Regions from separate parts of the Homo sapiens genome. Here regions 1, 2 and 4 are each linked to region 3. A link is a contact called in ENCODE Hi-C or POLR2A ChIA-PET data. All regions are on one chromosome and are shown on one strand. The core of a region is the stretch at or near the end of the contact, and the rest is flanking DNA. Distances in the headings are between cores, read along the strand shown.

Region 1 (2,905 bases), core at 251-2,750, 1.7 Mb before region 3:
GCAGCAGGGGGATGTTAAATCAGACTTCAGGAAGAACTTCCTTGCTGCCTGAGTTAGGTGTCGTCACGCCTGCCCAGGGGTAAGAGGTTAGACGGGATGAACTAGGGACCGGAAGACGTGGGGGACCGGCAACCCTTGTGCCCTTGGCCAGGGTAGAAGGGGGCCCTGCTATTTTAAGAAAGAGCCGCTGGAGTTACTATGGCAACTACTCTCTTTGGGAGGGCCAGGGCGGGCAGATGGTGACCTCGGAAGGAAGAAGGGGTCTGTTCGGGCAGTCAGGGGGCGCGAGGACGTGCGAGGCGGGGGCGCGCGGGGCTCACCGCGGGGAGGGGCGGCGCGGACTCCGCGTGGTGCTGAAGGGGACAGCGCCAGATTTGTCGCACTGCGCAGGCGCAGAGGCGCGAACAAAGAGGGGAGGGGGACGAGGCGCGCGGCCGGAGGTGGTGCGCGCTCACGTGGCTCTATCTTTGCAGGGGTCTGTCCTCCCAGCTACCCCCTCCCTAAGCAGGCTGAGGAAGAAGAGATAGCAAGCCCTCACCTAACTTGACCCCTTTCTTGTCTCTCCCCGCTGCTAGCTTCTCCCTTCTCGCTGCCTTGCGGGGTGGGGAAACGTGGAAGGAATTCTGGGAAAACCAGATGTCTGGGTTCTCTATTCCCGTCTGGCTTGATTCTGGACAAGGGGCTTCCTCTCCAGGGCCTCGGTTTCCCCATCTTTAAAATGGACTGATAGCATAGACCTGCCCACCTTTCAGAGGTGCCCGAAGCCTTGACGAGATAACAGATGAGAAGTGGTTTTCGTTGTGATGAGCCAGCTGAAGCGGTTGCACCGGAGCGCCAGACCGTCAGCGGTGCAGTGGCTCTCGCGTCCTTCACATCCCCCCACACCCATCCCGTGGATGATGGGGGAAGGCACTACTCCTGGGGTTCCCCGAAGCGGATCCTGGGACTGGGACCTGGGGACGCGGTGAGAGGCAGCCCTGAAGCTGAGTCCAGAGGTCTGGGGCGTCATTGTCCCAGGGCGGACCCAGCCCCAGACCCTACAACTAAACCCAAGGCCAGCCGAGAAGCACTACCACTGGCGGGCTGAGCTGAGCTCTCATTCTTCTTAGGACTCTGGACCTTTGGAGGAAATGAAAGGGACCCAGTTGGAAATATAGTCTTTCTTCGCGCCCCCTACATCTCTCTCCCCCGGCGGAAACGCGGCCCAAACTGTTACGAAGTGGAAGAGGCTGGATAGCTCTTCATAATTAATCAGGAATGGGAGGTTTGAGCAGGTTTACTTGATGAGGGAAACATTATAGCCTCGCCAATTCATTCATTATTTCAACAATTACTTATTGAACACCTGCTACGTGGCAGACAGTAAGAGCCTGGATAGTTTCTCCCCGTTTTTCAAAGTCGCTAAACGCGACCAGAGGGCAGAGGAGAGGCCGGTAACCTAAGAGTCCTGGCTCCGCCCCCTCCGCGTTTGGCCTTGCCTGCTCCTCCCACCACCACTTCGCTCAGAGGCGGCTACTGGCTCAAGAGGACGACAGAAGCCAGTCTCTGATGCCCACCGCATTCTCCAGCTTCAGGCCTCAAGCCCTGTAGCCGAGAAGGCGAGGCCTAATGTTACACCACCGGTCTGTTCCGCCTCCGTTTCGGGGTCCACCCGAAAAGCTTTCAGATCGGATCCTCGGTGAGACGGCACTCGATTAAATAGGTCTGTCTCTACAGGCCAAGGAGGCGGGTTTGGTGCGGCCACTCCAAGGCCAAAGCGAGAAAATCTTACTGCGCACGCGCAATAGACAGCCGATGGAGCCACCGATGGAGCCGTCCGGAGGGGAGCAAGAGCCCGGAGCCGTCAGGTACCGAGCACCGGAGGGGCCGAGAGGGAAGAGGAACCTGAGGGAGGGGAGCCGAGCCGGGGCTGGGTCTGGGGGCCGCTCTTGGGAGCTGGGGCGCAGGAACATAACGGAGGCGGACTCGCAGGTAATAGTGGCCCCGGGACGCCAGTGCCAACGCCCCTTTACTCGCAGGTTCCTGGACCTGCCCTGGGAAGACGTGCTGCTCCCACACGTCCTGAACCGGGTCCCGCTGCGCCAGCTGCTCCGGCTGCAGCGCGTTAGCCGGGCCTTCCGGTCGCTGGTGCAGCTTCACCTGGCCGGGCTGCGTCGCTTCGATGCCGCGCAGGTGAGCCGGGGGCTGAAGCCCCGCCCCTGCCTGGGTACCGCCCCGCCTCTAGCCCAGCCCCCAGCCCCGCAGTATGCCCTTCTGGACCCCCTTGGGCCGCCGGGGCTGCCCGGAAGGGATCCACGCACCAAAGGGCAAATACTCGGTAGCGACTCAGAGGGAAAGTGGGGTCTCTCCTGGGAGAGCAGGAGGCTGCCAGAAAAGAACTCAGGTCAGGGGTGCATAGGCGGCTGAGGAGTGCGGGACGGGCTGAGAGTTGGGGTGCCTCCCCGCCCGCAGGTGGGTCCGCAGATCCCGCGGGCCGCATTGGCCCGGCTGCTGCGGGATGCCGAGGGGCTGCAGGAGCTGGCACTGGCGCCGTGTCACGAATGGCTGTCAGACGAGGACCTGGTGCCGGTGCTGGCGCGGAATCCGCAGCTGCGGAGTGTGGCGTTGGGCGGCTGCGGGCAACTGAGTCGCCGGGCGCTTGGGGCTTTGGCCGAGGGCTGCCCACGCCTGCAGCGCCTGTCGCTCGCGCACTGTGACTGGGTGGACGGGCTGGCGCTGCGCGGCCTCGCTGATCGCTGCCCGGCCCTGGAGGAGCTGGATCTCACCGCCTGCCGCCAGCTCAAGGACGAGGCCATCGTGTACCTGGCGCAGAGGCGCGGCGCTGGTCTCCGCAGCCTCTCTCTGGCCGTCAACGCCAACGTGGGGGACGCCGCGGTTCAAGAGTTGGCTCGGAACTGCCCAGAAC
Region 2 (2,700 bases), core at 103-2,602, 1.4 Mb before region 3:
ATACATCTATTTTTTTTTTTCCTGGGCATCTAGTTTTTTTGTTTTTTTTTTTACTTCTTAAATCAACAGAAATGGCTCAACATTTCTAAAAGTCAAGAAAGGAACTAGGAAGAGAGTTGGAGCAGTGACTATAAGTTTGATGACAGGCTCTTTGCAGCCAACTAACCTGCTTTAAGTGTTCAAAATCAATTTTTCTTTGATAGCTCTAAAATTACTCAATTCCATTTTAACTCCCTCCAACTAACTGTACAGACATTAACAAGAAACAGAGTGTCAACGGTCAGATCTGTCACAACCATAATTTAGAATTTGGGAAAGCTTTAATTGGGACTGACAGAGAAAAGCCTTGCCCCGGATTGAAGTTCGATCTCCATTTTTAACTTCTCGTTCTTTTCAGTTTGGAGAACTCAAGCTAGGATTAAGATCTTTTGGTCCTGGTATGGTCACACGCAAGAGGAGACTGCAAAAGGTTTCGAAGGAAATTCTAGAGACGGAGCAGCTAATATGTCTTCATCAACATGGATTATGTATTGAATGAAAAATCGGTCATCACCAACAATCAGATCCTGCAAAACTCTCAGCAAATAACTAAATAATTCGGGACTGAGGAAGCGCACCCGCCACGCAGACACCAAGACGGCGTAAAATCCACCAGGCATCCCTTCCAAGCGGCACCCCTTTGTGTCGTGGGACTTACTTCCCTACCCCCCAGGGGCCCGCACAGCGCGAGAAGGAGGAGAGCTAGGCTACCATCTCCCCTGCTACCGCCAGGGCGACCTCAGAGCCAATGGGGCCGGCCTTCTCTCCGCTTCTGGCCGGGCTCCAGACGAACCCCACTTTACTGCAAAGCCGCGAGACCGATTGCCCGGGAAGTCTAAGCCTGCTAGCGAAAGCTGCTCTCCGCAGTTCCTGGGATCCGCCCTCACCCCTGTCCCCAGAGTAATGATGGAGCCCGGGCTCCGCACCCGGCCAGCCGCGCACTCTGCCAGCCCCTTCCCCAAGCCTCGGACCCGCTGCAAGCCCCGCCTTCCTCTCCAGGCCCAGGCCTCCCTCCAGGGCCCACCCTCGGGTCTCCCCGCCGACCCCCGAAATCAGTCCACAACCCAGATAGCAGGCTGAGCGACGTCCCATTCCCTCCTTGGCTTTAAGCGCAGTGCTCCGCCCTGGGCCTGGGGACGGGAGGGGGATAACCGGCCGGCTCCAAGGGGGCCCAGGCCCCCACACTCACCATCCTCCCGCCGAGTCCCTCCTCCTCCTCCTCCTCCTGCTGCCTCCCCCGTTACCAGGGGCAACTGCTGCGGCGCCGCCCCCGACGTCCCTCGCACGCACAGCTGAGGAGCTGAGCAGCAATACGGGGCGGGGTGCAGCTCCGCTTTCCCCAGAGTGCGCAAGTGCGCTAAGGCGCCCGCCCACGCAGTGGGCGGGCTACGGGAGCTGCAGAGGCCGCCGCCGGCTCGCCTGGACCAGGGAGTGGAGAAAGCCTGCCCACGTGGCTGGCGGGAGCCTCCCGGCCTGGGATTGGTCGAAAAGGAGGGGCGTGGGGCGGGCGTGGGGGCAGTTCCCCAGCCCAGGTCCTCCTCTCACCCGGGCCAGTTTTCAAGGCGGGCTGTAACTGGTGGCATTTGTCCCGGGACCAGGTAAGGGGCCTTGGGACAATGGCGCTCGCCCTGTCTACCTCCAATCCCCACATCTCGGGTGGGTGCTGAGATTGCTGTCCTGACTGCCCAGGCGGGGCTGCAGCGCGGGCTGGACTTCCACCTGCAGAAGCCACGTGGCGCGAAGTGCGCCCTGGGGCTGCAGATGGGCCCCTCTGCTCTGACCCCCATTGCCTAGGAGTGCCAGGCCGAGCGGCTGGGGCGTTACGAGCTGTCCGGGATGGGGGAGTACCGATGGGGGGAGGCCGTCTGTCGGAGGGCAAGAAGCAGCCTGGGGGCTGGCCCTGAGCCCTGAGGTGAGCTGAAAGCACAGGTGAAAGGCGTTTTGGGGATCGGCCCGGTTTTTGTTTTGACACAGGGTGTCGCTCTGTCGCCCGGGCCGGAGTGCGGTGGCGCGATCTCGGCTCACTGCAGCCTTTGCCTCACAGGCTTAAGCGATTCTCCCGCCTCAGACTCTCGAGTAGCTGGGATTGCAGGCGGGCGCCACCACGCCTGGATAATTTTTTGTATTTTGTTTTTGTAGAGACGGAGTTTCGCCATGTTGCCCAGGCTGGGCTCGAACTCCTGGGGTCAAGCCATCCGCCCGCCTAGGCCTCCCAAAGTGCTGAGACTACAGGTGTTCCAAAGTGGTGAGCCACTGTGCCCAGCCTCTGGCCGGTTTTGCTAAGCTGCTTTGGACAGGACCGCGTACCATCTGTAGTCCTGGAGGAGGCAAAAATGAGCCTGCATTTTTAGCCAAGGAAGAGCAAGTGGGACACTGGGGTGGGTTGGGAAGTGCTACCTCCCATCCCTTTCCCGATGCAGAGGACTATAAGAAGAGTTTACACAAACGTGCTAGGCCCTGTTCTAGACGCTGGAGACACAGCAGTGGACAAAATCAGCCCGTATGGAAATTACATCCTTCCTAATGAAATACATTTCATACCAAATTTCATTTTCACAACCCCTAGAAATTGGTAATTGCGGCCAGGCGCAGTGGCTCATGCCTATAATCCCAGCACTTTGAGAGGTGGAAGGGGAGGAAGGCTTGAGCCCAGGAGTTGGA
Region 3 (2,700 bases), core at 12-2,511:
TATTAATAGTAAAGAGACGATATCAATGTTTAAAATGGCCATTCAATAAGAGGACTGAAAACACTGGCCCCTGGAAATTCCCAACTTCCACGTGACTCAGAAGTTACTCAACTCTTTCACTAAACCCAGTGCTCCACCCAATGTAGCTAACTTTGTCGTCGCGTAGCAACAGAACCTCGCCATACTGGAAGCGGGGCGCGGGGGGGGGATTTTCTCGACTGAGGATGCTGCTGCCCGGTAGCCAGCAAGGGCCCTGTCGGTCTCAAACGTGAATTTTGGACCGACACAATCTCATGTAGTGATTGTTCTGCTTCCTGTGTTGCGCCACAACAAATTTCCTTGGGCTACATTTTCCCTCAGATTTGAGTAAAAGATTTGAGGTCACGCTAAGGAGCCTGCATACTGAGGTACAGAAACGGTTTTTTGTTTACAACAACAACAAAAAACCTCGCGACGGGACCGCCGAGTTTGCGGCAGCCAAAAAAGCTAGCGATGAGCTCAGCTAAAGTGCCGGGACTCTCGGATAGATTTCTAACATGTTTGAAATGTGGACCCCAACGCTGGAACCCAACGCTGTTCTTTTGTGGTCTCTGGAACCACCACGCTGGAATAGGCTGGAACCCAACCAACGCTGTTCTTTTGTGGTCTCTGCCTCTGGGGAGTCCACAAGCTGTAAATCTAACATGCAGCCAGCCGTGCGGCTTCTGGCCGCCCCACGTCTGAGTAAAGCCTTCACTGTGACTAGCAGGGAGAGGAGACTGACTGGAGCCAGAGAATGGAGGCGGCGGGCTGGCGGGGGTGGGGAGAGGCACTTTCAGGCGCACTTCACAGACGCACAAAAACAAGGAAGCCTGAAGGGAAGGCGGTTGAAAATAAGGCAACAGAAGCCGCGAACGGAAGCGCGCCCCCCTCAGGATTGGTTTAACATTCCGAAGCTCAGCCTCGCCCGCCCCGAAGACCTGCTGCGGATCGCGGCCGCGCGCGCGCGCACTCACGCTGCTCTCGGGCGCTGGGCGGGGAGAGCCGCGCGCACCGGTTAATTCTGCCAATCATGCGTCTGGGCCTCCCATCGTGTGGGCCAAGCCCCGCCCCAACCACCCGCTGGCGGAGGCGCGCGCGCAGTCCCACCGCTCTGAGTCGCTGAGTGAAGCGGCGCCTCGCGCGTCAGGCAATCTGGCCAATTGCGCATCTTTTCCGCCTACCGCACGGCCCCGCCCCTGCCACAGGATCGATTTACGGCCGCAGGTGCGCGCGCTTTTTTGCTCTCGCTGGGAATGGCGGAGGGAGGTACCCTGCTGAGGGGAAGGGGGGATCCCTGACACCTGGGCTTCCCCGGGAGTCGGCTGTGGAGTCGAGTTGAGCTCCCTTTCCGGGTCTGGGGAACTCAACCTCACCTTATGCCTGGGGTCTCCGGGGAACTAGTGGGCTTTCTGCAACGGGGGGAAGGAGGGGACGACTCCCGCCCCTAGTTTACCCCTCAAAAGTTAATGCCTTTGTCGGAGGAAGCAATTTCAGTCCACTCTCCTTTTCAGTCCCTGTTGGCCGCTTAAACTAAAAGGCTACAGACGGGCTTAAATGCGTCTCCGCTGTGTTTCTTATGCCTCGGGCCGGCAGGGTAACGGGTTCTAGTCACAGCTTGTAGAGTTCAGGATGGGTGACATTCAGGTCCTATTGTTTTTGAGTCAAGGTTTCGGCTATAGCTTCTTGAATTATGAAGCTGTCATAATAAAGAATTCCTGATTATCTAAAGCTGTTATTCTTCCCTACTTCCAAGGCAGAATTTGAATATATTTTGGTGGATGAAACGAAAACAAGGAGAGTCTTGTGACTATGAGATACTAGCTGGTTGATGTATCATGAAAAACTTAGTGGTCCCTATGTGGGAAGGTAAATGGAAAACTGCAAAAAGAGCAAGAATGAATTACAAAGTGAAATTAGAAGAAATATCTGGCTTACTTGTGGATGCTTTGTACACCAATACAATATATTATTTGATAAAAGTCGACTATAGAGAGGTGTGGTTAATTCGATTATTTTATAATTTTTCTTTTTTAGAGAAAAACCAAGATTTCACTTTCAAGATGGAAAGTCCGTCAGACTCAGCTGTGGTTTTACCTAGCACTCCTCAGGCCTCTGCGAATCCATCATCTCCCTATACAAATAGTTCCCGAAAACAAGTATGAAAATCTTTGTTCTTCCAGTGGATCCATTATGTGTTTCTAAGTATTGTGGCAGTGGTGGTTTAAATTCTACGGAAGGTTGTTAATTAACATAATGTGTAGCATAAATAAGTAGACATTTTATTAAATAATTTTGTTTTTCTTCTAAGGTGACATATATGACACCCACCAGCCCCCTTCCATATTTTCCTCTTGAATGAATTCATTTCAGTTAGTTTCAGATTAGGTTATTACAATACTCCAGATGGAGAAAGTTTGCATCTGTGCAATATTATTATGAAGGTCTTTAGTGGCAGAGTCTAGGTCTTTTCCTTACTCTGTAATTCTGAAGCACCTGGAGTACTATCAGGCATGTGCTTGTTACTGAACAAATGTTCCTTGATTACTGGGATAAACTTCTCAACACTTTTGGAAAGGTGTTGATCTTGCTGAAGTAAAAAGGAAATAAAACAAATGGAGCTTCCAGAAATTAAAGTCATTTTGTGATGCCTTCTTTAGATGTGGAGACAGAAAGCCATCT
Region 4 (2,700 bases), core at 129-2,628, 1.5 Mb before region 3:
CAGATTTCTGCAGTTCTTTAAGCCATGGTTTCCTTATTAATAGAGGAATAAATGCCTATCTTGCTAGGTAGTTTAAAGTGCCAGGGATGAAGTTAAAAGTATTAAGGACATCGGGAAATCTCCCCACACTGAACCTTTGCATTTCCCTGCTCAGTTCCACCGGACTGCTGAGCAGACCGACAAACGCTCCTTTCCCTCTGGGTAAAAAGAGCCACGGGTCTTCACTTCAGGCCCAGGAAGAGGTGGTCCCACTACGCCGTGGCATCATCGCTTTTTTAACAAGCGCGGAAAACCCCCTCCCATCCCAATGTTTAATGTACCGAAGTTTGTGAGAGTCACGTGAGACTCTCGGGTCTGCCCCGCCTTAGGGAGGTGGAGCCTCAGCTTGTGGGCCAATAGCAGGAGCAGCCTCCGGAACAGCCCCAACGCGACAGGGAAAGGGGGAGGAGCCGGGCGCCCGGCCCTGTAACTGTACTTCCGGAAAGCACGCCCCGCCCCTTCCCCCCCACCGCGCCCGTTTCTTTCGCCAGTGCCGGGTGGGCCGAACCGGCGGGTGCCGATTAAAGGCGCCGCCTGCCGCTTTCTCCTCGCCCCCCAGCGCCGCAGCTCTCCGCCCCCTTCCCGAGTAGCGGGACCGGCCTTGATGTAGGGACACCACCCCCCGTCTCCTTCCGCCCCAGCCCGGGAGCTCGGCTCGCTGCAGCCCCTGGCCCTCCCGTTTCCCCACCCTGCCTGCCCCGCTCTGCTCCGAACCCATTGTATACGGCCGGCTGCGGACTCCCAGGCCGGGCCGTGGCGGGGGCCCCGGGACCCCCGAGTGCCCCTCCGGCTGGTCCCGCGGGCCGCGGCATCTCCGCCGCCGCCTTCCTCGCGGCGGCGGCGAGGGCGCCCTTTCCTCCCCGCGCGGGTGACGGGGACGCACCCCCACCCCGGGGCGCCCCTTCGCGGGGGGAGAGCCGGGCCCGAGCAAGTCGAGGCAGGAAAGGGCCGCCACGGACTGCCCGGCCCGCCGATCGTTTTTATTATCGAGATTATTATTAAAAGGGGGCGGGGACCCCAGGACGCGGGGGAGGGGCTGGATACGCAGGTATTTTTATTAAACAGATTATTCCTGAAATAATAATACGCGCAAGATGGCTGAAGGTGGCTGTGATGAGAGTGTTGGGGTTGGGATTTTTTTCTTCCTGTTTTTTCTTTTTTGATCTGAGGATAAAGCTCTGAGGCGACAGCGGCTGCGGAGACCCTGCCCGAAGCGCCCTCCCCTCCCTTGAGAAGCCGCGGGCAGACAGACGGACCTCGGACCGAGCAACGGGTGCGGGCCCGCCCCGGACGCGTCGCCTGGGCAGCAGCCGGGGACCGCGGGCTCTCGCCTTTCTGCCGACTTCTTCCAATTCTCATCTTCTTTTATTTTTTGGACAGGACCGGGGTGGGTGGAGCAGAGGTGGAGAGAAATCGGGACTTGGCATTTTCTCCCTCTCTCTCTCCTAATTTGTTGGAGGCCGCCAGCCCTCCCCTTGGAAAAAAAAAAATCCCACCAAAAAAAAAAAAAAAAGAATCAGGAGCGAGAGGACGCCGCGGGGCCCTCAGCGAGCGCGCCCAGACCCCGGCCGCCGCCGCGGAGCCCAAGATGGCTGGGCGCTGAGGGTGGCGGCTCGGCCTGGCCCCGCCGCCGCAGGCTGGCTCCGACCGCAGCCCCGAGCCTTCCAGGCCCCAGCAGAGGCCGAGAAGAAAAGAAAGTGGGGAGGAGGGGGCCGGGGGGGCGAAGGGGGAGGGCCGGGGGAGGGGAGGGGAGGGCCGGGAGCCGAGCCTCCTGTTCATTAGCAGTTGAGAAAAATTCCTTTCTAGTTTGATCAATCCTTGTTTTCCTCGGCAGAGCCCGGGCGCCCGCCCAGCGCGGAGACGGGCGCGCGGGGTCTCTCCGCGGCGGGGGCGCCGGGCCTCGGGGGAGCGCAGAAGTAGCCGCCCGGGGGTCAGGCCGGAGCGCCGCCGGGGCTTCTCCCTCCCTCCCTCGCCGGTTGCCTTTTTTTCCACTTCTCTCCCTCCCCCTTCCGTTTCTATTTGTGAAGGGAGGAGGAAGGCAGAGGCGGGCTGGTGTCTCTGGCCGGGGACTGGAATTTCATCTGAATGACTGCCCCTGCGCGCACGCAGCGCCCCGGAGTCGGCCCGCCCGCGCCCCGCAGCCCGCGCCCGGCCAGCCAGCCGGGGGACGCCTGCACCGTGGCCCGGGGACCGCCGGCCTGCCCCTCCCGCCCCGTCCGGATCTAGCAGCCCTCGGCGCGGCCGCCCTCGCCTCCTGGCCCCGCAGACCCCGGGCTCCGGCCCCTGCGAGGGAGGTGCGGCGCCGACGAGCCAGGCAGGAGCCGCCGCTGCCGCCGCCGCCGGAAGAAGTGTGCTGCTCCCAAGCTCCGTCTGCCGCGGGGCGCGCCCCAATGTCAGCCGCGGGGACGAGCGCAGGCCGCGGGCCGCCACTGCCCTAGCCGCGCCGACGGGGAGGCGGCCTCTTATATGGAATTTGGACCCCGGCGCTCCCCTCCAAGGCTGGAGTCCCGGCCGCGGCCCTGGCGCAGTCCGCCGCCTCCCGCTAGGCGCTCGGGAGGAGGAGGAGACGCAGCCCGCTGCGCGCGCGGCGTGAGGACCGCGGCTCCCTCCTCCGGGGGGCGGGCACGCGGAAGGCGCTGCTGACTGAGCGACCGTCGGGGC

What was found. Hi-C counts contacts between places; a loop is a spot of excess contacts on that map. ChIA-PET counts read pairs that join two places held with the same protein, here RNA polymerase II (POLR2A). Pooled maps may share reads with other maps.
Region 1: a loop to region 3 is called in a pooled map, with 18 times the contacts of the local background. The contact joins the promoter of FBXL15 here to the promoter of SFR1 in region 3. A Hi-C loop is called at or near these places in 1 of 37 single-sample maps with no recorded cell type and 6 of 50 pooled maps. POLR2A ChIA-PET finds 5 or more read pairs at or near these places in 1 of 52 experiments (naive thymus-derived CD4-positive, alpha-beta T cell).
Region 2: a loop to region 3 is called in a map with no recorded cell type, with 17 times the contacts of the local background. The contact joins the promoter of ARL3 here to the promoter of SFR1 in region 3. A Hi-C loop is called at or near these places in 2 of 37 single-sample maps with no recorded cell type and 4 of 50 pooled maps. POLR2A ChIA-PET finds 5 or more read pairs at or near these places in 1 of 52 experiments (HEK293).
Region 4: a loop to region 3 is called in a map of CD4-positive, alpha-beta memory T cell, with 9 times the contacts of the local background. The contact joins the promoter of TRIM8-DT here to the promoter of SFR1 in region 3. A Hi-C loop is called at or near these places in 1 of 168 maps with a recorded cell type or tissue (CD4-positive, alpha-beta memory T cell), 2 of 37 single-sample maps with no recorded cell type and 12 of 50 pooled maps. POLR2A ChIA-PET finds 5 or more read pairs at or near these places in 2 of 52 experiments (GM12878 and activated CD4-positive, alpha-beta T cell).

The regions. Positions count from the first base shown.
Region 1 is chr10:102,419,336-102,422,240 of GRCh38, forward strand. FBXL15 (F-box and leucine rich repeat protein 15) reads left to right here and starts at 1,501. Exons shown (of 4, transcript NM_024326.4): 1 at 1,501-1,847; 2 at 2,019-2,172; 3 at 2,452-2,905. The coding sequence starts at 1,795. It also overlaps a transcript of PSD not described here. RefSeq lists enhancers at 1,419-1,888, 2,799-2,905 and a silencer at 2,129-2,298.
Region 2 is chr10:102,713,045-102,715,744 of GRCh38, forward strand. ARL3 (ARF like GTPase 3) reads right to left here and starts at 1,353. Exons shown (of 6, transcript NM_004311.4): 1 at 1,229-1,353. The coding sequence starts at 1,231. It overlaps SFXN2 (sideroflexin 2), which reads left to right and starts at 1,592. Exons shown (of 12, transcript NM_178858.6): 1 at 1,592-1,637. RefSeq lists silencers at 1,013-1,112, 1,153-1,202, 1,270-1,664, 1,483-1,632 and enhancers at 1,418-1,994, 1,995-2,570.
Region 3 is chr10:104,120,910-104,123,609 of GRCh38, forward strand. SFR1 (SWI5 dependent homologous recombination repair protein 1) reads left to right here and starts at 1,262. Exons shown (of 4, transcript NM_001002759.2): 1 at 1,262-1,287; 2 at 2,056-2,177. The coding sequence starts at 1,275. RefSeq lists enhancers at 1-524, 8-107, 680-1,343, 738-787 and a silencer at 1,028-1,257.
Region 4 is chr10:102,641,811-102,644,510 of GRCh38, forward strand. TRIM8-DT (TRIM8 divergent transcript) reads right to left here and starts at 1,379. Exons shown (of 1, transcript NR_186489.1): 1 at 982-1,379. TRIM8 (tripartite motif containing 8) reads left to right here and starts at 2,669. Exons shown (of 6, transcript NM_030912.3): 1 at 2,669-2,700. RefSeq lists silencers at 369-998, 1,329-1,388, 1,659-1,758, 1,839-2,700 and enhancers at 1,307-2,061, 2,062-2,700.